Regions from separate parts of the Homo sapiens genome. Here regions 1, 3, 4, 5 and 6 are each linked to region 2. Evidence: chromatin contacts called from ENCODE Hi-C or POLR2A ChIA-PET data. All regions are on one chromosome and are shown on one strand. Each heading gives the region's core, a stretch centred on a gene start or an enhancer-like site at or near the end of the contact. The rest is flanking DNA. Distances are from core to core; before and after follow the strand shown.

Region 1 (4,155 bases), core at 163-2,662, 2.6 Mb after region 2:
AAGAGGAAAAAATACAGAGGAGGATTTCTCTGGAGTAGAACACACAACCACCCTCACCCTCCCAAACAAATTCTGTAATCCAATGCCTATAATATTCCATTCCACACAGAAGCCAGGTTCTTCGTAATTCCTCAGTTACTACATCTAGAAATTTACACGTAAGTAAAGGCCACCTTTCTTTCACCAAAACCTTCTAGGAAGAACAAAATGTGGCTGTGTACAAGGAATTCGAATTATTAATACGTTTATTTCTGTTCTCCTGCGCCACACTTTTGACTTTGCCGAGGGAAAAGGCAGGTGCTGCCAGTGCTCCCGGTAGACATGCGTCCCCAGAAGCCAAGTGCAGCCCGTCTGGTCCCTGCTGCCTAAAGTCCCTGTGCACTGCGACGACGACGCACGCTGGTTCCCCCCAAGCCGCAGTGGGTTGTATAACCACGCTTTGAACACCTAGCGGGAGCGTAGCGAGCTTCCCTCCCAGAAGCATCTGTTAGAAGTCACTGGTGTCGGTCCATAAAAGACCCACCAGGCAGGAGGGACCCCCAGACTCTGGGGGAGGGCAAGCGAGAGTTGCTGTTAAGACATCATCGCCGGGGGTAGTGCAGGGAGGTTGTAAATCTCTCTAGGAGCTGTGTGAGCCCCAAGTTCTGTGCCCAGAGCTGGCGGTGCAGCGCGGTGAGGAGCGCGCTGAGCCCGGCTGCACCCGCATTTGTGCGCATCAGGGAAGGGGGATGGGCGGAAATGCAAGAATACGGGGGTGGGGGGGAGTCTAAGAACGTCTCCCCGGGGAAGTGCCAAGGACATCCCCGCTCCTCCGTTCCATTACGTAACTCTTACATATTTGCTGGCATCTACGTGAATTTAACTACTTTTGAAAGTGGGAAGTCTCTAAATGGACTGCATTGAAAGCGTCTGGGGATATCTCAATAGACCCGGTTGCCCCTGGCAGCGTTGGAGGGTGGCATCCTGGTTACTGGAAGGCCAGGCCTCCCCGTCCGCTCGCAGCGGCGGGAGCCGGGTCACTGCCGGGGACGGCGCCCTCTCGGCCCGGCCGGCCCCGCGTGGCGGAGTCGCAGGGACCCGCACGTCCGCAGCCGCCCCCTCCCCGTACCCGGCGAACACCTGCCCATGGTTACCTCCGGCGCCGCGGCTCTGCGCAGCCCGTTGGCCGGAGCCTCGCCGCCCTTGCCGTTGGCTGCGGGGAGATGCTCGACCCCGGGGACCCGCGCCGCGCGCTCCGTGGGGTCCGCGCCGTTCTCCCGGGGGCCTTCATCCGGAGCGGGGAAGAGCCCGCAGCGGCGCTGGAAGCGGGCGACGAGCTGGGAATCCTGCAGGCTCCGCAGCAGCTCGGCCATGGTGTGCCCGGGGCCGCGCTCCGCCGCCGCTGCCACGCCGGGCCGGTGCCCTCCGCTGGCACCGCCACTCCCGCCTCGCCCCCGCCGATCCCGCACTCCGGGCGGAGGCCGGGCGGGCGGGGCCCCGGGCCCAGCCAACAGGTGCGCCGCCCGGGTCCTAGCGCCCGCCCAGGTGTCTGCCTCCACCTTGCGCAACGCGTCCCCCTTTCTCTCCGTCCCGGAGGGCTTGGGCGGCCCCGGGCGGCCACGGGGGCAGGACCGCCTGTAACTGGACGGAGGAGTGCCGATCTCCGAACTGCGCCTCTCTTCTCCCGGCGCCCCCAACCCCCCACCCCACCTTCTTCCCCCGGCAGACGTAACACTAATGGGAGCGGCCGAGCGCGCGTGCACCTGCGGCCGCTCCCATTAGCCCATCCTTTTGGGCTCAGGCTGATCCCACAGTGACCTTCCTTGCAACTCTGAGCCCAAGGTGAAGTCGGATTTCCTCCCACGCCAGCTCCCCACAGCCAGCCACGTACTCTCACCTTCCTGCAAGACTAGTTCCCAGTAAATACAGCGAGCCCCCCAGGGAGAATTCCCAAGTTCTTTCCAAACTGCGTGATGCAACGTCTCCCTAGAGGTCCGAACACCCTTGAGCTTGCTCAAGTACCCAGGAGGTTCAAAGTGGGCCCTGAGTCATCTTCCGCGTCGCTGCCCCTGCCCTTCTGATTTGGCAACTGGGGAACATTTTCAGGTGGGTGGGAAGGAAAGTCCCTTCTGGGTTTTCCGCATTGAGAACAAAGATGCTTACCGCTTTCTCCTACTTCTTTCTTTCCGCTCTGCCTCTCTTTAAGCAATGACACTGGGAAAACCCCACCAGACCATTTAGGGAGTTTAAACGAGAAGAGAACAAAGTGCTGGAGGACTGGGGACAGGATTAGGTATCTCATTGCACCTGCACCTGCTTTAGAGCACTCAGCAGAAGATAGCAAAGGAAACATCCTGCAGGCCGGCCTTGGTTTTCCCTCCTCCCTCCTACATTTCCCTCCTGGGCTCAGAGATCCCTTGGGAGGCAACAATCAAATTAGGCCCAGGTGATCAGTCTGCAACAAAAGTGCAATTCAACCCCGTCTTTCGTTTGCAGCAGAAACCTGCATGTTTCCTGATTGTCCATGCAAAGCCTACTAAGAATTTGGTTGCACAAATGATTAATGAACACCTGTCAATGCCTTATTTATTCAGTTGTCCTTTTAGGCCTGAATGTCTTTGGGATGTGACTTTCCAGGATGATGTAGTCCCCTTCATGCCCTAGTTTCTACTTTTCTTGCTTCTCAGTCCTGTCTGGAGAGCAAAGTCAAGGGGACTGAGAGAATGCTGAAGCTCTTAAGGGAAACCATTTTCCTCTTACAGAAGACACGCAGAGTTATTGTCATGTCTGGCGGGATCACACACAGAAATGTCCGGCCCAGGAGGTGGAAGCATCTCTCCACAATGCTTCTGGCTGTCATTTACAGGTGTGAGGCAAAACCCTGTGGTTTGGTTTTAGAAGCTGGAGCTGTGATCGTTGGGGACCTGTTCTGCTTATGTGTTAAAGAAATATGTTTTCCTGTGAAGGCACTTGCATCATGTGTCTCCCGAATTTAGTGCTTCGATTTTTCTTTCTACCAGTTAGGAAAAATAGGCAAAGCAAAACATGGCACACGCAGCATTAAGTTAATTGCCAAAGAATTGTATTTGTAGACAGAGCATTTTATCTCCATGGAGGATCAGTTACTGATTCCAGCTTCTAGTGGCTCACCAAGTCACCTGATGTAAGTCACCATATGTCGCAGTTTATCCCTGTAATGAAATGATAATCCTCACTTCTTGTCTTTCTTATAAGGCTCTTGTAAAAATAACCTTGAGACAAGCTCTATAAGGCCTAGTGAGATCATGATAAGAAGGTGTATTGTGCTGGAGTCATTCAATCTAGGAAGGAATCCTCAAGAGAATTTGGCTCTGAACATCTTGAGTAGGACATCTTGAGCCTCCTGGGCAGTGGTAAAGTCCATTTCCCCAGAACCTTTTTTTTCTAAGGCCCAGTCTGATTATTCTGAACATGAATTTCCCAACCAACCTAACAAAAATCAACATCTTTGAGAAGTGGTAGGACTGAAAGACTGCTGTAATGGTGCAGAGATATCAAATAGTAGCTTGCAGTCATGCAAAAAATTTTTTTTTCTTGATACCAGAGAAACACCCTGTAGTTCTTTGATCACTGAACACTAGTCATACCTGTGGGAAATACATTTCACATCCCGCCCCCCGACCTTTTTTTTTTTTTTTTTTTTTTTTTTTTGCCAGGGCAGAAATCCAGTTATTTGTACTTTGCTCACTTGTATATATGTAACAATTACAAAATGACATATTTAAAAGGAATCAATGATGGATATATTAATACTAGTTCGGATAAAGGTTAAGCTACTATAACAAAGAGACCCCAAAATAGAGTGGCTTAAGGAACACAGACATGTATTTCTCTTTCATAGAATGGTTCTAAGGCAAGCAGTTGAGGTTAGTAGGAAGCTCTGCTCCATGGCCCTACTCCATGACTCTGGTTCTTTTCATCTTATTGCTCCACCATGCCCTGAAACTGAGCCTTAGGTCATCGTCCTCTTTTGCATGGTTGAATCTGGGTTAGGGCTGAACATCTGAAGTTCAGCTCCTGAAAGGGTGAAGAGAGAGAGTGTTCTGAGCAGCAATGTCTTATTAAGCAAGTGAGGCAGAAGTTCACACATCACTTTCACTAACATTCCATCAGTGAGAAACAATTGGAAATGTTATC
Region 2 (3,811 bases), core at 1,064-3,563:
CAAGGGCAGGGGCAAGGGTCGACACTCAGCTCTCTCTCCTTGGTGCCCGAAGGAAGCTTAACTAAAACCTACATGATCATAAGGGCGGAGGAGAGTCTCTGAAGTATCATTATTGACATGCCCTGGGTGTGAGAGGTATGCTATCAACACTTAAACCTGCCTTCCTACTCGGTGTGACCCACGGAATTAACATCATACAGGGTATGGATTGGGCAAACAGGCATTTGTTCGTTAAACCCTCTCACACCAGTGCTCTGGGTGACCTCCTGAAGCTGGAAAAAGTACAATTAGGTGTATTAATTGTACGATTAACAAATTGTAAGTGACTTTCTGTTACTCGATATTGTTGGAGATTGGGTTGTGTGTGCTACTCAGTGTTTTGGATCAGCGAGTTGCCTTGTGCAGGGCACATTCTGATGTATTATCGATTACTATAGCCTTCCCTTTCAGCACACCTTTCTCTTCTCCTCTCTGACTTTCTCTGTGTCAGGCACACCCAGCTCTCTGACTGCACTAGCCCATCTGAGCCCTTTGTAAAGTCATCCATAAGCTGATATTTATTGAGTGCCTACGTGTGCCAGGCAGTGTTTTGAAACCAGAGACAAAGATTAGGTACCTCTTCTTGGGAAGCTCAAGTTAATTCAAATGTGCTTAATCGGTTCTCTCAGGGGAATATGCATTCAGAGACATCAAGTCTGGGTACACCTGGGAAAGGGTACGGTTGGAGGGAGCTGTTCCTACAGAGATCTTCATGTACCAACACAGAGGCAACCACCTACTTTGCTTACCCTGAAAGGTGGTGTTGCTCCCACACTGAGTACCAATATGAAAGCATACAATACAGGTACAGTTATTTGTTATGCAGGCTGTCTTGGAACTAGATGATGTTTCAAATGGCACTTCCCAAATCTGCCAGAGCCTCTTACCCTCTTACGCCTGTTATGATTTCTAGAATGTGCTGAAATGATCCCCAAACAGCATCTCTGGCTAATTGAATCCTGGCTAACAAAGAGCTGACTAAAGTGCATTTATCAATTGCTTAAGAATTCTTTATACCCAAATGTGACCTTGTGTTATAACTATCTATCATTGGCTTTAGAAAGTGGCAGGGTCATGGATCCATAAAAAGCTGTTAAGAAAAAACCAGACCACTTGGAAAGGCTGTCCCAGATCTCTCCAGACCAGTATCCAGGGGCCAGAACTTCTCTGCCCCCCATCCAGTCCAACACTGAATTGCAGAACCACCCTGGGTATGACCCAGGAAGAGACTTCTTAGAAGGCTTTCATCAGATACCTATCTAGAGGCAAAGTGCAGGCTAGATGGGTATGGGCAAGAGAAGAGCAGAGACAGCATAACTGTGAAATCCACCCCCGACCTGACCACCCTACATAGTAACCCTGCCAGTTGGTTCTTGCCTACTCATCCTAATGCCACCCAAAGTCTCTTACCCCCAGAACGCTGATTTATTGGTTTTGAGTTCGTGTTAGTAGCTTAAACTGTCTCCTTGATTTCTCTGTATTTGTTTATTTGTTCGCTTGGTTACTTGCTGTCTCCCACCCCTACCCCGAAAAAACCTATCAGCTCTACACAGCCTTAAAGTGTAGTTGCTAAGTTCCTCTCCGTATCCTCAGTTTCCAGAACAGTGTGAGCTGGCATATAGTAGGCGCTTAATAAATACTCATTGAAGGAGTGAATGAATGGGGAAGCTTATTCCAAGGCCCTGAACATGGACTTCTGGCAAGGGAGCCTTCCAAACGCTGGCTTGGGCGATGCTGCTGGGATCCCAGCCACCAGATCTTTAATAAGCCTCTGACCCCTTCCCGAGGGTGGAAGGGCGAACCGAGCTTGGCCCCCACCCACTAGCCGGACCCAGAAAATAGAAGTCTAAACGGCAAATGCATCCAGGGCTCCAACTCTCCCAGCAACCTCCAAATGAGGCTGACGGCCTTGGACAGGCGACGGCCTTGGACAGGCCCCGCCCGGAGCCCCTCGGCGGCCGCCCCCCGCCCTCCCCCGCAGCCTGCAGTTCCCCCGGGCGGCGTGGACAGCCCCGGCCGGCCAGCTGAGCCCGTGTGGGCGGCGCGGGCAGGAGCCGCCCCACACGCGTCCCGCGACGCCCGCTCCAGATGCGCCGCTGCAGGGCCCGGCCGCCAGCCGAGTTGGCCGCGCGCGCCCGGGGGAGCGCAGAGTTTGGAAAGTCTTCGAGAAGCTTCAGAGGAGGGAAGGGGGTGGGAAGAGTGGGGGTGCAAGAGAGAAAAACCCGCCTCTTGCGAGTTGAGCGAGGAAGAGGGGGGGGAAGGCTCCGAGTTCCGCTTCCTGAACGGCGGGTGGATAGAGAAGGTTGGCGCGGGGAAGACCGGCGGGAGGCGCGCCCCGGGCCCGCGGCGCGATTGGCGTGACCGGCGATGGCCGGTGAGCGGACCCGCAGGTTCACCCGGAGCCTGTTGAGACCTGGGCAGGCGGCCGAGCTCCGGCACAGCGCCGCGTCCGCCGCCGCGGTGGCAGTCAGCAGCCGGCAGCAGCAGCGGGTGAGTGCGGCGCGTCCTCCGCGCCTTCCCGCGCGCCCCAGGCGCCCGGGGGGAACGGAGCCCAGCTTCCCCAAAAGCTCGGCGGGCCCAGGTCCCCGCAGCTCACGGGTCCTCTCCTCCGCACTCCCTCCCCCGCCGCCTCTGCGGGCTCCCCCGGCGCCACCTCAGCGAGGCAGCGCCACCGACGCGTAAGGACCGGGGGCGCGTTTGTGCACGCGGGACGCTCAGAGGAGCAGCTGCGTGGGTAGCAGAAGCGCAGCGTGGGAGAGGATGTGCAGGGGCTTTAATGGGGCGCGAGGGGGCCGGAATGCACCGCCAGTCACACTGGTGCTAAGTGATACGAGTGCCAGAGACCCCGGGTGGGGTGGGGGGATCTACAGAACAGAACCCCTGAGTCCGGAGGTCTGCGCGTCCCTCTCACCCTCCAGTAAACAGACCAGTGCGCTGAGAGAGAGGGATGCAGTCCGTGGTCCTCGCCCTGGTTAGAGCTGGGGCCCCCCGACGTTAACTATCGCAGAAATAGATGTACTTGGAACAGCCCTCCCACCGCAGGGTAAAAACCCACAAACCACTTAATACTCCTCCAGAAAGGGCTGAGGAACACAGGCTGGAGGAGACGTGGGTCATTAGGTCTCCAGCGGTTTCTGATATTTTTCTAAGATGTTTCGCGGGGTTCTCCCACCAGCAATGCTTTACTGGTTACTTCCTTATTGAAACGGCTTCTAAGTGCTGGGTGATTTCCGCGGGAAGTCCCTGGGGCAGCAGCCAGCATCTGATGCTAGGATCCTATCCATACCAACCCAGATGTTCCTGCGTTGCAGTAGGTCCACACTGCCGGGGAGAGGTGGCAAGAGACAAATCAACTCTAGTGGAAACGGGAAGCGAGTGGGAACAACAGCCTCACAGCAAGACCGGGGCTCAGCAGCCGCGCTCTTGGCCTGCGTTTGGTGGACCGGAATCCGGGTTGTGTGTTTCATTTTCTTTTTTGCCAGAAAATATCATTAGGAACTAAACGGCTCTTTTTAAGAGTGTGAAAGTGTTACTCTTGCCAGTCACCAATGAGGAGGGCGCCAAAAGCTTCCCAGAGCCAGTTCCCACAGCCAGGACTATTCTCTAAAGCCAGAGGTCGGAAAGTTGAACAGAACGGAAGCAAATTGCCTGGCAGAGGGAAGAGGCATCGGGTGCCCAGGGGGTGTAGAGCGGGCGGGGGTGATTGGAGTGTGAAACGAATTGGTGGCCAGGGTGCCTTCTCTTGCACTTACACTAGCTGCAGTCCGCAGTT
Region 3 (4,213 bases), core at 961-3,460, 2.4 Mb before region 2:
CCTTAGAGATGCCAGGAAAAACAGAGAAACTGCAGACCTGCCCTCCAGCTGTCCGTGTTGTTGGAGACTTTTTCTTTTACCTCGGTTCATTTTCCACTGTCATTTGTGAGCTGAATTTTGTGCACTCAGAGAGCAGGGACCAGGTCATATCCTTCTGTGTCTCTACTTTGCTGGGCTATAAAAGATCGCTCATAAATTGCATCAGTTGATTGACTGATCCAAACTCAGGCCATTCTAAAAGCCCAAAACCATTGCAACCTGACTTTAGTTATCCATTTATCAGAAAGACATTTTTTTTTTATTTTAGAGGGAAACCAGAAGTAGCTTTCAGCCTGCCTTTCTTCATTCATTCAGTGAATATTTACTGAGTATCTACTCTTTACCAGGCACTGTGCCAGACACTGGGGATTCAGCAATGAACAAGACAACATCTACTTTCCTGGGGTTTATGTTCCGTTGGGAGGGAGAACAGACAAACAAATTAATATAATGGACCAGGTGATGCTAAGTGCTCTAAAGGAAAATGAAGCAGGGTAAGGTAATAGCATGTGAAAGGAGAGGATGCTACTGGGTGGTTAGGGGAGGCCCAGAGTAGGCGAAGCAGGGGAAATTCTCGGGGTTGCACATATCAGAAGTCACAGGTAAGTGGACTTCTGTGCATGGAGGCTCTGCAACCAAGCAGCCTCCCTCCCTTGGTCAGTTCGTGCCAGAATCAGGATTCCTGGGCTGCCCTAGTCGCCTGTAGAGGACTTGAATCATAATCTTCAGAAGCCAAGCGGGAGAGAAAAGGTCCCTGCCTCTGCAGTGCGAAGAGAGTCCAGGGTAAGAAATGCTCCATTCACGTTGTCAATGGAACTTTGTTCTTGCCCATTACTGAAAAGAGAAAGGGGATCTTCCCTTCTGGTTCAGGGGAAAGAAAGAGGCCCCTGTGGGGAGAGAAACCTGCTTTAGTTATCAGAAAAGAAACATTAGTGGGGCTTGCTGGGCCTACAGAAAAGGAAAATGGACGCTACCCATCAGCCCTCCATTTTGAAGGGGTCAGATGGGGGTATTTTAAAAGTGGGTCTCTAAAAAAACCTCCTCTCTTTCTTTTTGTATTTCTCAACAAATGCTGGCAGATAGGCAATGGCTCATTAGACAGCATGTGCTGAACTGAGTGCAAAGTAATTCCCTTGAGCCCAGTTGACTGATGTTGCCATCATACCCCATCCCCTGAGAAGAGAATCGATTGCATAGAGCTCCACCGTTGATCCCCCAATACCAGTGACTAATGTTTCCCGGTTGACTAAGCACCCAGTTAATACTCACAGCAGCCTTTGGACATAGATTTTATTGTTATATCCATTTTACAGATGAAGAAACTAAGGCTCCCGAGTTGAGGGCTTGCCAAGGTCACATAGCTGGGAAGTGATGGAGCTGGGATTGGAAGGCCAGTGGTTGGACTTTAGAGGCCATAATTTAACCGGTACAGTCAGCACTGTACTCTGTTGAATCCTTTTCTTGTGAATCCAAACCAAGGCCACATGGAAACAGGAAAACCTAGGAGGCACTTCCTGGTCTCGAGCTGGGCTCTAGGAATACAAACATCCCAGGACATAACTGGGCTCTGTTAGCCTGAGGTTTCTGCTTTATAAGGATGCTATGCCAGCCCCGGGGCTCCAGGATGTGCACTTGAAGGACCTGTTTTCACTCAAGAAGTTATTCAAATGAGGGAAATTACCTGAAAATTTACACATACCAAGTTCCCAGAGTGAAAACAGCCTGAATATTCATTTAGGTAACTTGCTACACAGAGGTGTCCCTGTTGAATGTGCGTAGAACTTATAGCAAAGGACTTACGGCGAAAATTCCAAGTCCGCTTATGAGTGGGGAAGTCCCTGGAGCAACTTTACAGGAACAAGGTCATGGCCATTTTTACCATAAGGATACCCTTATCAGTTTATCATTAGTCACCACCCCACCTCTGGGGCATTAATGATTCAGAAGGTTACAGTAAGAACAGAGTAAGAAAATGTACTCAGCACAGCATCTGGCATTAATGGAAGCACTGCTATCATTATTCTCATTGTTTTAAATATGGTATACCAATTCCTTTTCCATTCAGCGTGTGCTGTTTGTAAGTTACCAAGTCAACTGGAACTGCAGTTTAGCTGCAATTTGCCAGAAGCTGCCGTTAAGTGAACCACCTTGTGTGCGGCTACCCTTTGCTCAGAGCATTGCTGCACTTTGACTGGTTGAAATCCATTGTGCTCTAAGTGATCTGAACAGCAATCAGTGATATACATGAACAACTATTTTTCACTCAGTTCATGGAAGTTTTTATTTCTTCTAAGTAAATATCAGACAATGTTCAGTTTGGAAGATTCTGCAGATAAAATTCTCCAAACACATCTAACCACAGAAACAACATTCATTTATAGATGCTTTATTTGGGGAGAAAAAGGAGAGTGTGTGTGTTTAGGAAGTGATGTCAAATTTTCTTGACTCAGACCTGTATCGCCTATGTGTGCCCATACATGAAGGACAGTACAGCATGGTGGTATCAGCAAAGTTTCTGAATCAGACTGTCCAAGCCTGGATCTCCCCTGGGAGCTTGAGCAAGCAACTTAACTTTTCTGTGCTTCAGTTTCTTCACCTATAAAATAGAAATGATCATACCACCTACTTCATAAGGTTCCAATGAGGATTAAGTGATTTAATATACGAAAAGCACTTAAAACAATGTCTGGCAGATAGTAAGCATTCTACAAGTGTTAGCAATCATTGTATTTCCCTCTTTTCCCATCAACAACCTCCTCTACAACCTAGACAGAATAAGCAAGTGTATACATGTATACATTAGCTTCCCATAGTATAATGTATATTATATTTTATATATATATTTTCTTGTTTCATTTTGTTGTTTAATATCCTAAGTAGGGCCAGGCACAGTGGCTCATGCCTGTAATCCCAGCTCTTTGGGAGGCTGAGGTGGGTGGATCACCCAAGACTGGGGGTTCGAGACCAGCCTGACCAACATGGAGAAACCCATCTCTACTAAAAATACAAAATTAGCCAGGCATGGTGGCGCACACTTGTAATCCCAGCTACTCGGGAGGCTGAGGCAGGAGAATTGCTTGAACCCGGGAGGCAGAGTTTGCGGTGAGCCGAGACTGCACCATTGCACTCCAGCCTGGGCAACAGAGTGAAACTCTGTCTCAAAAAAAAAAAAAAAAAAAAAAAAATCCTAAGTAATACATGAATATAATCTCATTTTTAAAAGAAAGCAAAACAAAACAAAACAATGCTGGTATAGTGAGTTGAAGCATCTCCTAAAACTTCACATTCAACCAGAACCTCAGGATGTGACCTTATTTAGAAATAGGACCTTTGAAGATGTGATTCATTGGAGAACTCAAGATGAAATCATTCTGATTTAGAGTGGGCCCTAAATCCAATGACTAGTGTCTCTATGAGAAGAAGAGAGGACACATACAGACATACGGGGAGGAAGGCCATGTGATGATGGAGGCAGAGGTGGGAGTCATGCTGCCACGAGCCGAGGAACACCTAGGACCACCAGAAACTGGAAGAGGCAAGGAAGGATTCTTCCCTAGAGCCTTTGGACCTGCTGATTCCTTGATTCCTCACCTGTAGCATAAAGAATTGTGAGCATAAATCCCTGTTATTTTCAACCACCTAGCTTGTGACAGTTTGTTACAGAAGCCCTGGGAAGCTAACACAGCCAGTAAAGCCAAAAGTTCCCCAGCCCACAGCTCACACTCTCCCATTCACATCGCCTCGTCCAGCAGTCGCAGCACATCGTTACCTTTCCAGACCTTTTTTCTATGCTTTTACATATCCAATACTATGGATTGGATAAGTAATATTTGGAATGCTATTACTATCCAAGTACATAGAATGCTTACTATCTGCCAGACACTGTTCTAAGTGCTGTTCATACATTAAATCACTTTATCCTCATAGGAACTTTATGAAGTAGGTGATAGGATTATTTCTATTTTACAGGTAAAGAAACTGAGGCACAGAAAAATTAAGTTGCTTGCTCAAGCTCCCAGGGGAGATCCAGGATTGGACAGTCTGATTCAGAAACTGTGCTCATAATCACCGTACTATACTTTATCTAGTTGACAATAACCACATTTGATGAATGTGGCAAAACCGCAGAACAGCAACTCAACATTCTGCAGCCTTAGTCGCAGCCAGGCACCGT
Region 4 (4,274 bases), core at 628-3,127, 2.4 Mb after region 2:
CGTGATCTTGGCTCACTGCAACCTCTGCCTCCTGGGTTAAAGTGATTCTCAGTCCTCAGCCTCCCCAGTAGCTGGGATTACAAGTGCCCACCACCACACCCAGCTAATTTTTGTAATTTTAGTAGAGATGGGGTTTTATCATGTTGGCCAGGCTGGTTTCCAACTCTTGACCTCAAGTGATCTGCCCACTTCAGCCTCCCAAAGTGTTGGTATTACAAGTGTGAGCCATCATGCCTGGCACTAGTCCTTTGCTTATTAATTGAGCAGAAAGCACCAATTTTAGGTGGAAAGCTGTATTTTGCATTGGGGATGTTTGCCATTTATGGGGTGTTGCCAATCTGTTATGTTGGTCACTGGGAAGGGACTGCCTTCCCATGGAGGGGAGCTAATACTGTATAGTGAAAAACTGCTTGATTAATAGTTAGGGTGGCTTACATCTGGCTCAGCTTTTCTCCCCTCATGTGAAGGACTTTGGAAGAAGCCCTCACTCACTGTACAGTAGAAAGGATTAGGGCAAGGCTCCCCCTGGAACTGCCAGTTTGTGCCTTAGTTTCATTACCTGTAAAACAGGGATAATGGTACCTATCTTGATGTATTAGTTTCCCTTGGCTGCTGAAACAAATTACCACGAACTTGCTGACTTAAACCATAAATTTATGCTCTCACAGTTCTGGAGGCCAGAAACCCAAAATCAGTTTCACTGGGCCCAAATCAGCATGCATTATAGGGCTGCCCCATGGGCTGGGCGTGAATCTGTCCTTGTCTCTGTTTATTTCAGGGATACATGTGCAGGATGTGAAGGTTTGTTACATAGGTAAATGTATGCCATGGTGGTTTGCTGCCCAGATCATCCCATCACCTAAGTATTAAGCCCAGCATCTATTAGCTATTCTTGATGCTCCCCGCTCCTCCACCCCCTCACCCCCAGTGTGTGCTTGTCTCTTTGTTTCTGGTGGCTGCTGGCATCCTTGGGTTGTGGCTGCCATACTCCAATCTCTGCCACCGTGGCTAAATCGTCTCTCTCAACCTCCCTTTTATGATTTGATGAGGATACTGTGATTCCATTTAGTGTTCGTCTTTCGAATCCAGGATAATCTTCATCTCAAAATCCTTAACTTAACCTGCAAAGACGCTGTTTCCATATAAAGTTACATTTAGAGGTTGCAGGGATTAGGGTCTGATATTATTGGGGGCCGTTATTCAGCCTATTACACTCAGGGTTGTTTTAAGGAGGAAATTTAATGCTGGCAGAGGGCTGAGCACAGCCCACTGACAGCAGAGAGCACTGAGCAAATAGACAAAAAAAGAGGTCTCTTACAATGCCTCCCTTATAGGGCTGCCGTAAAGTTCAAACAAAGCACAGGTATATCACTTATACGAGTAGAGGAGAGATTAAAGAATGAAGTAAAAACTGAGGTCTGTTAACAGCCCCTCTCCCGCCGCCAGGATTTGCACACCTTTCTCTGCAGGAAGCCTTGAACCCTCTCCACTCGCATTTCCACCACCTCCAGGCAAGATCTCCCACGTGGAGGCCCCACCCCCTCCCTGACGCGCCCCACTCTCGCCCCGCCCACCTGGTGGGCGTCCCCGGCCGTTAGCGCCCTGGAAGCATCCGGGACTTCAGGGTCAGTACATTACAATGCCTGACAAATCCTAGCCAGTTCTATCAAATTATATCTTTCTTACAGGCTTTTAAGCTATTAGTCTCATAAAGATACATTTAATCAGCGAGGTAATGGCATGATGAGTGTTTTTAGGTTAAAAAGAGAACAGGAACTGTTGCCAGCAGAATGGCGATATTCAAGACAACACGCACAAGAAGAGGCGGGTCCTACGCGCTTCGCTAGGGAAGCCCGGGTCAGCTCGCTGCGCAGGCGCAGTGAGTTCGACACACCATGCCGACTGTCAGCGTGAAGCGTGATCTGCTCTTCCAAGCCCTGGGCCGCACCTACAGTGAGTGGCGGCCCTATACGTTGGGCCCTACGCCTCTTCTCGGAGGCAGGGCCTCCCTCCAAAAGGGCAATGTGGCGACATTCATGCCTTCCTGAAGGTTTTGGCTCCGGGAGGCCGGGGTTTACGCGGGAAGGCCGATGATGGTGGCGGTCCGGCTGGGCTGTGGTAGCCTCGGAACCGGCATCGCAGCGGTGCCACTGCTTGTGCCCGGCTTGCCGTGTCATTCATTCAGCGATCTGCCATCGAGTGCCTACAGCGTGCCTGGCACCGACATCCAAGCCAGGGGATAGAACAGGAAGGAAACCCGGGGTTGCATCCCGAGCGTAGCCAGTTAATTGCAATAGCAGCGCTGTGGGAACTCAGTTTATAAGGGGGTAGGAGGAGAGATTTGTGCAGCGGGGTGGAGAACGGCATTCCACCTGTCTTCGTTTTATTAATGTTTCCTGAGCGCCTGTTATGTGTCAGGCACTGTTCTAAGAGCTTAGGACTAGAGCTGTGCACACGACACGTCAGGTCCACGTTCTGTCTGATGGAGGCAGACAATTAACCAGCACGTTAATAAAATGATTTCGGATAATGTTAAATGCCATCAAGGAAAGAAAAGGTGTTGTGCCAAGAACAACTTTAGATAGGGTGGTAACATTTGATCTGAGACCTGAATGGGGAGTATTAAATGGGTGTAGACTTCATTCTACATTTCATCTTTTAATCAGTTCTAAAAACACAACCATTGAAAAAAAGGAGGGAGATATTAAATGCAGTTATCAGTTACCTCACAGCCGTAGCAGCTGCCCCACCCTATTTTTTTTTTTATTTTTATTTTTTGAGACGGAGTCTGCACTCCCAGGCTGGAGTGCAGTGGCGCGATCTCGGCTGACAGCAACCTCCGTCTCCCTGTTCAAGCAATTTTCTGCCTCAGCCTCCCGAGTAGCTGGGATTACAGGCGTCCGCCATCGCGCCCGAGTAATTTTTTTGTATTTTTAGAGAGACCAGGTTTCACCATCTTGGCCAGGCTGGTCTTAAACTCCTGACCTCGTGATCCACCTGCCGCGGCCTCCCAAAATGCTGGGATTACAGGCGTGAGCCACCGCGCCCGGCCCCCACCCCATAATTTTTAGCTTGTATAAAGGCTGGACCAACTGGTTCGTGAGAGCTGTTTTTTTTGTTTTTAGGGCTCAGTGTGTTAACAAAGGCCTAATTGGTTTAATGACAGCCACCGCTTCCCAGAATAAGATTACTGTTACAGTGAAAATAAAGCTGGCTTTTAAGAATCTTTCCTAAGTGTGTACTTTTAGATAGTACCTATTCTCTATGTGATATTCTTCGTAAGTTCTGCCATAAGTCCCTGAAAGTAAAGGAAATACAAGGGTATTGTATTACTCTTACCCTTTGTACTTGGCTCTAATCGCCTAATCGCTTTATTTTATAATGAGCTTATTTATATTTCTTACCTGCCCTTCTAAACCATATTCTCACTAATGGGATGTGGTACAGGTTAATAATTCCTTATCCAAAATGCTTGAGACCAGAAGCGTCTTGGATTTTGGATTTTGGGATATTTGCATATACATAATGAGATATTTTGGGGGTGGGACCAAGTCTAAACATGAAATTGATTTATATTTCACATATACCTTATATGCATAGCCTGAAGTTAATTTTATGGAATACTTTAAATAATTTTTTTTTGCATGAAACAAGGTTTTGACTGTGTTTTTGACAAGTCACATGGAGTCAGGTGTGGAATTTTCCACTTGTGACATCATGTCTGCACTTTAAGGTTTTGGGTTTTGGAGCATGTCAGATTTCAGATTTTTGGATTGGGAATGCTCAGTCTGTATACCTGAATTGCCTAAGATGGTAGGTGGCAAATATTTGTTCAAAACATCTATAATCAGTTCCCATCCCAGTCTCCATTTCTAGGGAGGTAAGAAATAATCCAGATTTTTAAAAATGGTGAGATTTATAACCTATTTACTATCATCTGATGTTTTAACATATTCTGTCTGCTTCCCTTTTTTTTTCATATTGTCAGTGATCAATTAAGATTGATTTTTTCACAAATATGTGTTTGTTAGCTACTGAATCTTTTAAGGTCCAGGTACATGGCTGATGCTTGTAATCACAGCACTTTGGGAGGACGAGGTGGGCAGATTGCTTGAGCTCAGGAGTTGGAGACCAGACTGGGCAACACAGCAAAACCCTGTCTCTACAAAAAGTAGCTGGGTGTGGTGGTGTATACGTGTAGTCCCAGCTACTTGGGAGGCTGTGGCCGGAGGATCGCTTAAACCAAGGCGGTCAAGGCTGTAGTGAGCGGTGAT
Region 5 (4,349 bases), core at 529-3,028, 2.1 Mb after region 2:
TTCATTTAACCATTCTCTCTGCAACTGAAGATCACTATGAAAAAATTATTCTGAGGGGAGCCACAGAGTAAAAATATTCAAGAGATCTGGATAGTTGTAATAATCATGATAATGATAATGAGGGTAACTAACCTTTATTAGTGCTTACTACATGCTAAGGACACGGCAAGTGTTAACTTATTAAACTCTTACCATACCTGTAAAAAACTGTTACTATTATTATCCCTATTTTACACATGAGAATATGGAGATGTAGAGTAAATATAACTTGTTCAAAATCATGTAACTAATAAGTAATGGGACTAGAATATGAACCCAGGCAAACTCATTCCAGAGATTAAGCATAAAATCACAATGCTTCAACTGCACTGTAGAAAGAAGTCCGGGTCTTATTAAGCAGGTGAGTAAGGTGGCCTGATTAACAATTGTGAAAAATCATTTTTATGCTGTGTGTGAGTGAATTACAGTTGGGGGCAAGTGTGGAAGCAAGGAGGCCTGCTAAAAAAAAGGCGGGGGGAGGCTGTAAGGGATGTAAATCAGACACCCCTGATTTTTTGGCTTCAACAATTTGGTATGCAGCAGTGCCTTTAATAAATAGGATGAAAGGAGAGGGACAGTTTGGAAGGGGAAACTAAGAGAAGAGTAATATAATAACCAACCCACAAATCCCAGCCAAGAGACTGACCATAATTTGTTACATATAGCATGATGCAAATGTCCTAATAAATCAGAAAATAAGTTTTATACACATACACAAACAGGGTAAAAAAATGTGACTAAGAAATAACACAAAAGACGGCATTAAGAAAGAGGAAAAGAAAGCTAAGTCAACTTACAAGGACATAAATGAGTGTTTCTATTATCTTTTTGGATCAATTTAGAAGGAATGTCATAGTGAAGTCTTCTCTAAGCACCATATTACATAATCCCTCATTCTCTTCTTATTTTTATAAAATATCTAAGAAAAAATCAAGTGTTTCTGATGGCTCACAAAGTATATGAGCCAGCTTGTACTCTTTTCTGTTTCTATTTTTAGTCTTTGCAGCTTTGTTCTATTTCAGGTATACATGTATTTTAAGGTTGTCCTGAAATCATTTCACTGTTCATTTCAAGACGACGTTAGTGCAATGCATTTACTGCTGGGAACACTGGAATCAGGTGATGCTGACACAGGTTCCAGCTCTTAACTCTGCTACAGTTTTATAAAACCATATGAAACTTAAAAGGACCCTGAAAAGGCCTGCCAAGCAACCAAGTGCCTTTTGTTTTTCTGTCCCCCAAGGAAGAATCTGGTCGTAGTGAAGCTGGTGGCTACTCTACCTTGGACACAACGAGAGCAGGGTCATCGCCACTGCCTTTTTTCATCCACTCATCCTCCCCTCAGGACCTCAAAATAGACTGTTGGGATAAGATGGAAACAAAGCTTCAAAGTTCATTAATTTGAAATAAGGCTTGTGCATCTTTCCTTCAACCATATCAGATACAACATTCTGGGGTTAATCCCCAAAAGTCTTACTCAAAAAATATTTTAAATATTGCTACAACATTCGTTTTCTTTTCCAGTTGAAGATTATCTTCAAATATGGAAACTATTTAATGAAGACACACTTCACTGAGCTTGATCAGCTAGCAGGCACTAATAGCAGAAAGTACACAGCTTAACCCACCAGTTGTGAAAGTTCCCCTTTTCAACACCCTAGGCAGATGCTGCTACTGATGCAATGCAATGGGTGTAACAAGAAACCAAGAGAGGGGAAAACGAAAAAGGCCTAGCATGTTTAACATGCAGCTGAGATACCCACTCTGCAGTCTGCAGATCACTGCCACAGCTGCAACACAGAATGAACAGAAACTAAAGCCTCAGCTAACCAGCGACACTGCACACTTTCTTCTTGAGTATGGCCAAGAGAAACTACTTGTTTCATTTATTATATGCAAAATCTAAAAATTAATTCTACTTTCCCAATGAACCTAAAGAAAACTATAACATGTTCCCAAGACACAGTCTAGACACAGCCTTCTGAACAAAGTTTGATGAACCACAAATGCCAATTTCATAGCAAATGCTAGTAGGCAGATCTTCTGACATATAGAAATTCAAAACCTCCTTTTACTAACTAAATAAAACTTCACAGTAATGAACTATAGACAGAAAAAGTTGCTAAAAAACAGTCTGTCTCACCTAACTTTTATGAGTTCAAATACTTCATACTTTGTTGAATAATCATTGAATACAAAGGCACTATGGTTAAGATAAGCAGGAAAGAGCCACATACACTTACACACGCACATTTAGGAAACAACTATCATAGCTCTAGGATTTTATTTTGTCCAGTTATACTGATACACGAATTAGGAAGAAATTTCATATTCACCACATAAGCTTTTCTTCTTTTTACACAATTGAGAACTAGTTTGCTGCTGTACATACCGAATGACGACTGAAAGACAATACTAGCCACATTAAAATGAATAAAATATGTGTGGGATACCGGAGAAAAACGAAGCTTCCTGAAACATAAGACTTCTGTATATATGCTTAGACTAAAAGAGAATCCAACCTTTGAATTCAAATAGCATATCAAAGACAAAAAAATGAATCTATAAGCAGATAGAAAAGTAGAAAACTTTTGCACATAAAAATGTACTGTTTTCAGTACCTTCTCATAACTACCCGATTTCTCAAAAACAGACTCAAGAACAGAGTGCCATAAAAAGCTGTGCTGGTTGGGCGCTGTGGCTCATGCCTGTAATCCCAGCACTTTGGGAGGCCGAGGTGGGCGGATCACCTGAGGCTGGGAGTTCGAGACCAGCCTGACCAACATGGAGAAACCTTGTCTCTACTAAAAACACAAAATTAGCCGGACGTGGTGGCGCATGCCTGTAATCCCAACTACTCGGGAGGCTGAGCCAGGACAATCACTTGAACCCAGAAGGCGGACGTTGCGGTGAGCTGAGACGGCACCATTGCACTCCAGCCTGGGCAACAAGAGTGAAACTCCATCTCAAAAAAAAAAAAAAAAAAAAAGGCAGTGCCAGATATGTAAATATGACAAAAGCAAACTTCATTATGATAAAATGTTTTGGAAATTACAATCCATAGGCTGGAAAAGAAAAATCAAACATGCTTAACTCATGATTTCAATTTCTAGAAATGTGCTATTAACTTCAGCGAGATCTTAAATAGAAAAAAATTCAGTTTTTTCTAAGTCTGCAAAAGAAATAGGGAATATGTCTTAAAAATAAGGTGACCACATAACTATCCAAACTAGGGCACTTTTGAGACTGTAAGGGGGCACTATTAATGTCACAGCAACAAGTATAAATCAGGATGGTTTCAGATAAAACAAGATACACAACTACTCTATTTAAACGTGAGGAAATTTACATATTCTGTTGTCAAGTTAAAATGTTTTTAGTTTCTAGGAATTACTGACATCAACTTGCTTGGCATCTCCTTCATGTTTTGAGGAAAATGATGTATGAAATTTGTTTAAGTGGCAAAATTAATGGGCCATATATAGAGGAGGTTAAGCAACATCCCTCTGGCCCTCCAGTAAAAGAGGAGCTCTGAGTTTTTCATTCCATAGTTGCAGTTATTTGGACTCTCCTTCAAGAGTTGACGGTTTCCTTGTAACTGACAGGAAAAAAAGCCAGTTGGGGATCAAAGTAGCTGGAAATGGTTAAAAGATATTAAACCTATTACCTAACCAAATTATCAACCAACTACACATCACTTCACTGTACCCCCTCTAAAAAATACTTTATCTTCAATTTTTAACTTACTAGAGTTTCAAGAACTGCTCATAAGGAAGTCACATATCCAAGTTCATAAACGGCATTCTCACGCCATTTCTATACTACCAGTGAAACACACTATTCCACGATCTAATTTTCCTCATTGAATTTTCTACTATAATTTTCCTCATTGAATTCTCAAGATAATAGTAATCTAATAATAAAAGCTAGAGCATTTACATTAAGTGCCACAAATTGTTCTAAGCACATTGCAGATATATACACACACACTCAATCCTCACAAGCATGAAAGCTGTGATCAGTGAAGAATGGAGGGTATGAGTTCTGGAGCCAGAAGGCCTGGATTCCAGTCCCAGCTTCCCTAGCTGTAGTGTCCCTGGGGTAGGTTACCTCAACTATCTGTGCCTCAGTGCTGTCATCTGTAAAGTGAAAATAATAACAACTAACTCATAGGGTAACTGTGAGTCTTAAGATGATATATGTAAAGCTCTTAGAACAGCTTGGCTCTTGAGTGTCAGTAATGATCATTATCTTCATATTACAGAAAAAGAAACTGAGGCGAATTAGTTAACCTACTTTTCCAGGGTCAG
Region 6 (4,022 bases), core at 98-2,597, 2.1 Mb before region 2:
TAGGAGGCACAATCGTTTTGAGGACAATCAATTTCTATTTAATGGCAAAGAATAAGAAATATGGGATGGATTTAAATAAATCCAGTTTCACTCAAATTCCAAGTCAAAAATCAAATCAAAGTGTCAGATTGCTTAAATGATTCTAACCTGAGTTCGATTTCTAAGGTGCTCTTAATTTTTCAGTGATAGCATTTGCTTTTCCCAACAATAGCAAAGGAAAACTGGAGGGCAAGTTTTGCAAGGAAGAAACTGAGCCCCAGAGAGGTCAGGGTTTAGTGTGACGTCCCAGCTAGGAAGTGGCGGCTGGGACTCCCTGCAGGTGTCTCCTGCCAGCCCTCTGTGCGCTGGGCCAAGCTGCTTGATTTGATTCACCAGCGTGACACCGTGCATCTCCACATCCGGTGTTCTCACGTATCATCCCTGGCGATTATCTATGTGTCTATTTTTTAATTTACTGACCTCTGGAGGCCTGTCCCCGCCATCCCTGACTCCTAGGCACTGGACAAGCCCCCTCCTCGCCTCTTCCCCCAGCCCCGCGCATTCCACCTGTTCCGGGGCATCCCCGCTTGCTCCCTTCCGCTCGCTGCCTGTCCCGGGACCTGCGTGAAGCCCTCAGCCTCGCCACTAGCCCGGCAGCCGCTCCACTACCGCGCCGCTGCGGGTGGGGCCAGCGCGTCCCCCGGACGCGTGGAGGAGGGATGGAAGTGCGGGGGTGGGGGTCGCGCAGCCCCCACTCACCTTGCTGGCTGCGGGCGCCGCCGCCAGGAGCACCAGCAGGAGCGGCAGCAGGAGCACCTGCGGCCTGGGGGCGGTCCGGGCGCTCATGGTGGGCGCGCGCTCAGAGCCTGGGCGAGTCCGGGGACCCTCAGGCTCTCAGGCCACCGCGTCTCCTGCGCAGCGCGGCTCTGGGAGCCCGGCTGGAAAGCTCGCCTCGCCACTCGGCCGGGGCGGGTTTTGTAGGGCTCGGTCGCGCGGTTCGTCCCTCCCCACCCAGGCTTTTTGGTTGTGGCTTCAAGGGAGGGAAGACGTGGCTCAGGTCCCGCCCTCATACCCCCTCCCTCCCAACTTACCAGGCAGTGTCCCTTCTACCCGGGCATCGTGCCCAGGAGGCGAGAAAGGGCTGGGCGCCTGAGGGGCAGGTGGGCGCGGATCCAGGGTAAGGGGTTAAGGAGGTGATGCTCCCAAGGTCCGGGGGCCCAGGCGGGGAAGTGGGGTGCGGTCGGAGGTGGGGCGTTTGGGGGTGTGCGGTGGGGAGGTGGCTGCGCGGTGGGGAGGTGGCTGCGCAGGGTGGAGGGAGTGGCCAGCGGCCCTGCCCAGATTAAGCGGGAGGCGCGCCGGGCGTCTGCACTCGGGAGGCCCCGCTTGTTCCCCGCGCCCGCGGCGGTCCGCGTTCCCCGCCTCCAGCCCGCCTCCAACTTGCGGCCGCCGGGCTTGGCTGCGAGAGCGCCGCGAAGAGGCAGCGGGGCGCGGGTGGATTGGGGCTGGAGGTGCGCGTCCCGTGGGGTGGCAAGGCGGCAGCTCCTGGCGCTGCGGGCGTCCCCACAGGTAAGGCGCCCATAGGTGGGGCAACCGCTGTCCCGGGGCCCCGGCACCTGCCTGGGAGGGGCAGTGGAGGGAGCGTGGCATTCAAGGGGTGGTGGCGGGCCCAGCTGGGGAGTTGTGGCCCGGGGGTCACCAGAGGAGAGCGCGTCTGGCTCCTGGGCTTGTCTGCCTGGGCTTTAACTGGGTGCTGTGTGTTTTGATTAATTTGGAGGCTCGAGTTACCGGCCTGGCAGTCGGGGCACTCCAAAATGCCAAGAGAAAGAGGCAGCTGAGGAGAAAGAGAAAGCCCATCTTATTCTCCGCTGAGTTGAACTGCTTTTCAGGCCAAATCTTATCTGCGGAAATGCAGGGCAAAACAAGACTCAGCTCTGGTCAGGGTGCGCTCTTCCTGGGGGTGGCCTGCGATGCAAATGTGCCAGGGCACGGTCCTCCAGCCGGCTCTCGCCGTTTCCTGTGCTACGGACCACACTGGCTCTGGTAAAGCAATTAGACTGTTTCTCAGAAGAATGTTGTGAAATGCATAAAATACAATTAAATCAGAATCAGTTTTATTGGAATGCAATTATGGAAGTCCTCAAGTCGTGATATAGTAACTAACACAGGTGCATCATCATTATTGCATTAAATAGCTTGATTTAACAGCAGGCCGATTAAGCAACAGTAATGTCAAAGTAGTGATGTCTGCAAATGGTATTTTGAGATAATAGCCCAAACTGAAATGTGACATGAAAATACCGGTGGGTGCAAATTATCAAGAACTGCCAATACTACTGTGCTCTGTTGCCTGTGCTCATAAGGGAAGGACATGTTGAACTTCTGTGACATGTTACTAAAAGTAAAGATGCAACTTATTTTCCTATGTGAGTTTCCTATACAGATCACCTGAATTCCATCCTCAGGTTAAGAATCTTTGCTTTGGAACAGTGTTGCTGATATTTGCTGCAATTGGCTTCAGACACCAAGTATGATCATGCAGTTGGTCACTGATTTTAGGGAACCACTTGCTTGCAGTTAAATTTGGGATCTATTGGTATCTTAGAACTTTGTAGCCATGCAGGTAGGCAAAACCCTAACAGTGAATGAAGACACTCCTCCCATTCTTTTTATTTTGACTATAGCATGAATCTTACAGTCTTCTTTCTGTCTTTTATGCCAGTGATTCTCAACTATCGTTGTGCATTAGAATCTTTGGGAGGATAAAACAATGTTGCTACCCAGACCATTCCAAGCCAATTTTATCAGACTCTCTAGCTGTTTTAAAATTTCCTGTACATTCCCATGCACAATCAAGTATGAGAGCTCCTGTTTTCACGAACATGTGAAAATTTCACGCACATGTTGAATTAGGATATATTCTTAGTAGAATAATAAAAAGCACATATATTAAACTCTTCATTACAACTTGGGAACACTGCGGAATTTATGACCATATCGCAGATGTTGCTGTGTGGTATGCAGTAGCTTCTTTCCATTGGTAGGGAAGGTTCTTCTGGAAACTTCTGCCACTCTTGTGGAATGAAACGGTAGGTGTTCTGTTGATGAGGTGACAGTGTCCAAGAGTTCTGAGAGTCACATGATTATGTTTCACAAACTGACAGTATTTAATTTTAAAAAGTACAAACAAAAAAATCTCAATGCTAATGTTAAATGCTTCTCTTTGCCAAATTCCAGAAGATTCCTCAATTTGAATTTTAATTGCCTTTTCCTGAAACCAAGTCATTTTGTTGGAGGACTAGACTTGGTTTTATCAATTTTGGAACAGGAAGTAATAGTCAACTGCAAGTCATTTCTGTTGCAGATACAGAGCTGGAAAGAAACTTGTGATGTAAATACAGCAAGAAAGAGGCAATGCTGGAGAGCTTGACCTCTGGAGTAGACTCTGGAGTTTTGAATCCTTTCCATACTTACTAGTGTGACCTAACCTCTCTGGGCTGGAGTCTTCCTTCTATAAAATAGACATACTCACCATACCCACCTCAGGGAGTTGTTGGAATCTAATGAGATAGCAAAAACCCTTTGTGCAGAATCTTCACACAGTAGTCACATAGTGAAATTTGATTCTTTTTTTTTTTTTGTACAAAGGAAAATAGGTGGCCCTGATGAGAAATGGTGGCACGTGGTAGAGATGCTCTTCTGAGCTCAGTACTAAAATGGCTGGAGGCAAGCATAGCCTATGAACTCCCTTGAGGTTAATACACTTCCAAGGCCTCTAGAACCTTGCCTTGGCATCCCTTGGGACCAGCAGCATTGGCCTCCCTGGGAGCTTGCTGGAAATGTAGAGTCTCTGGTCTCACTCTGGATCCACTGAATCAGATCCCACATTCACCAAGATCTCCAGGTGATTCGTATGCACCTGGTACTTAAAACTCTGAGAAGTTGCTTATCTAAAAGCCACATTTAACCACCTATTCCCCACCTGCCACATTTAGAACAATGTTTGACAGGCTCACCTGTCAAACAAACAGGTGGTGTTAATTAAC

Evidence for each region. Hi-C counts contacts between places; a loop is a spot of excess contacts on that map. ChIA-PET counts read pairs that join two places held with the same protein, here RNA polymerase II (POLR2A). Pooled maps may share reads with other maps.
Region 1: a loop to region 2 is called in a pooled map, with 12 times the contacts of the local background. The contact joins the promoter of SGPP2 here to the promoter of DOCK10 in region 2. A Hi-C loop is called at or near these places in 1 of 37 single-sample maps with no recorded cell type and 7 of 50 pooled maps. POLR2A ChIA-PET finds 5 or more read pairs at or near these places in 1 of 52 experiments (activated CD8-positive, alpha-beta memory T cell).
Region 3: a pooled map shows a loop between it and region 2 (6-fold over the local background). The contact joins the enhancer-like site here to the promoter of DOCK10 in region 2. A Hi-C loop is called at or near these places in 9 of 50 pooled maps.
Region 4: a map of naive thymus-derived CD4-positive, alpha-beta T cell shows a loop between it and region 2 (11-fold over the local background). The contact joins the promoter of FARSB here to the promoter of DOCK10 in region 2. A Hi-C loop is called at or near these places in 1 of 168 maps with a recorded cell type or tissue (naive thymus-derived CD4-positive, alpha-beta T cell) and 8 of 50 pooled maps. POLR2A ChIA-PET finds 5 or more read pairs at or near these places in 1 of 52 experiments (activated T-cell).
Region 5: a loop to region 2 is called in a pooled map, with 4 times the contacts of the local background. The contact joins the enhancer-like site here to the promoter of DOCK10 in region 2. A Hi-C loop is called at or near these places in 2 of 37 single-sample maps with no recorded cell type and 2 of 50 pooled maps.
Region 6: a map with no recorded cell type shows a loop between it and region 2 (26-fold over the local background). The contact joins the promoter of COL4A4 here to the promoter of DOCK10 in region 2. A Hi-C loop is called at or near these places in 2 of 37 single-sample maps with no recorded cell type and 2 of 50 pooled maps.

The regions. Positions count from the first base shown.
Region 1 is chr2:222,421,800-222,425,954 of GRCh38, reverse strand. It overlaps SGPP2 (sphingosine-1-phosphate phosphatase 2), which reads right to left and starts at 1,412. Exons shown (of 5, transcript NM_152386.4): 1 at 1,134-1,412. The coding sequence starts at 1,352. RefSeq lists enhancers at 419-478, 529-678, 1,869-2,168 and silencers at 979-1,028, 1,039-1,268, 1,359-1,708.
Region 2 is chr2:225,040,970-225,044,780 of GRCh38, reverse strand. It overlaps DOCK10 (dedicator of cytokinesis 10), which reads left to right and starts at 2,313. Exons shown (of 56, transcript NM_014689.3): 1 at 2,313-2,529. The coding sequence starts at 2,407. RefSeq lists silencers at 1,917-2,286, 2,477-2,716 and an enhancer at 3,267-3,606.
Region 3 is chr2:227,460,253-227,464,465 of GRCh38, reverse strand. No RefSeq gene overlaps it. Among named protein-coding and RNA genes, the nearest start is that of MIR5703, 9.8 kb to the left of the region's middle. RefSeq lists enhancers at 776-835, 1,736-1,795, 4,058-4,147. Within about 2 kb of position 2,210, at least 3 of the 41 ENCODE cell types and tissues checked have a DNase peak (open chromatin) inside an H3K27ac peak, as active enhancers do.
Region 4 is chr2:222,653,695-222,657,968 of GRCh38, reverse strand. FARSB (phenylalanyl-tRNA synthetase subunit beta) reads left to right here and starts at 1,877. Exons shown (of 17, transcript NM_005687.5): 1 at 1,877-1,953. The coding sequence starts at 1,896. LOC124907985 (a long non-coding RNA gene) reads right to left here and starts at 1,536. Exons shown (of 2, transcript XR_007088095.1): 1 at 1,458-1,536. RefSeq lists a silencer at 1,454-1,650 and an enhancer at 1,767-1,816.
Region 5 is chr2:222,909,725-222,914,073 of GRCh38, reverse strand. The region is part of intron 4 of ACSL3 (acyl-CoA synthetase long chain family member 3); the gene reads right to left. Among named protein-coding and RNA genes, the nearest start is that of ACSL3-AS1, 7.7 kb to the left of the region's middle. Within about 2 kb of position 1,778, at least 6 of the 41 ENCODE cell types and tissues checked have a DNase peak (open chromatin) inside an H3K27ac peak, as active enhancers do.
Region 6 is chr2:227,161,530-227,165,551 of GRCh38, reverse strand. COL4A4 (collagen type IV alpha 4 chain) reads left to right here and starts at 1,347. Exons shown (of 48, transcript NM_000092.5): 1 at 1,347-1,545. It overlaps COL4A3 (collagen type IV alpha 3 chain), which reads right to left and starts at 928. Exons shown (of 52, transcript NM_000091.5): 1 at 739-928. The coding sequence starts at 825. RefSeq lists silencers at 695-874, 1,095-1,474 and enhancers at 1,745-1,844, 1,119-2,020.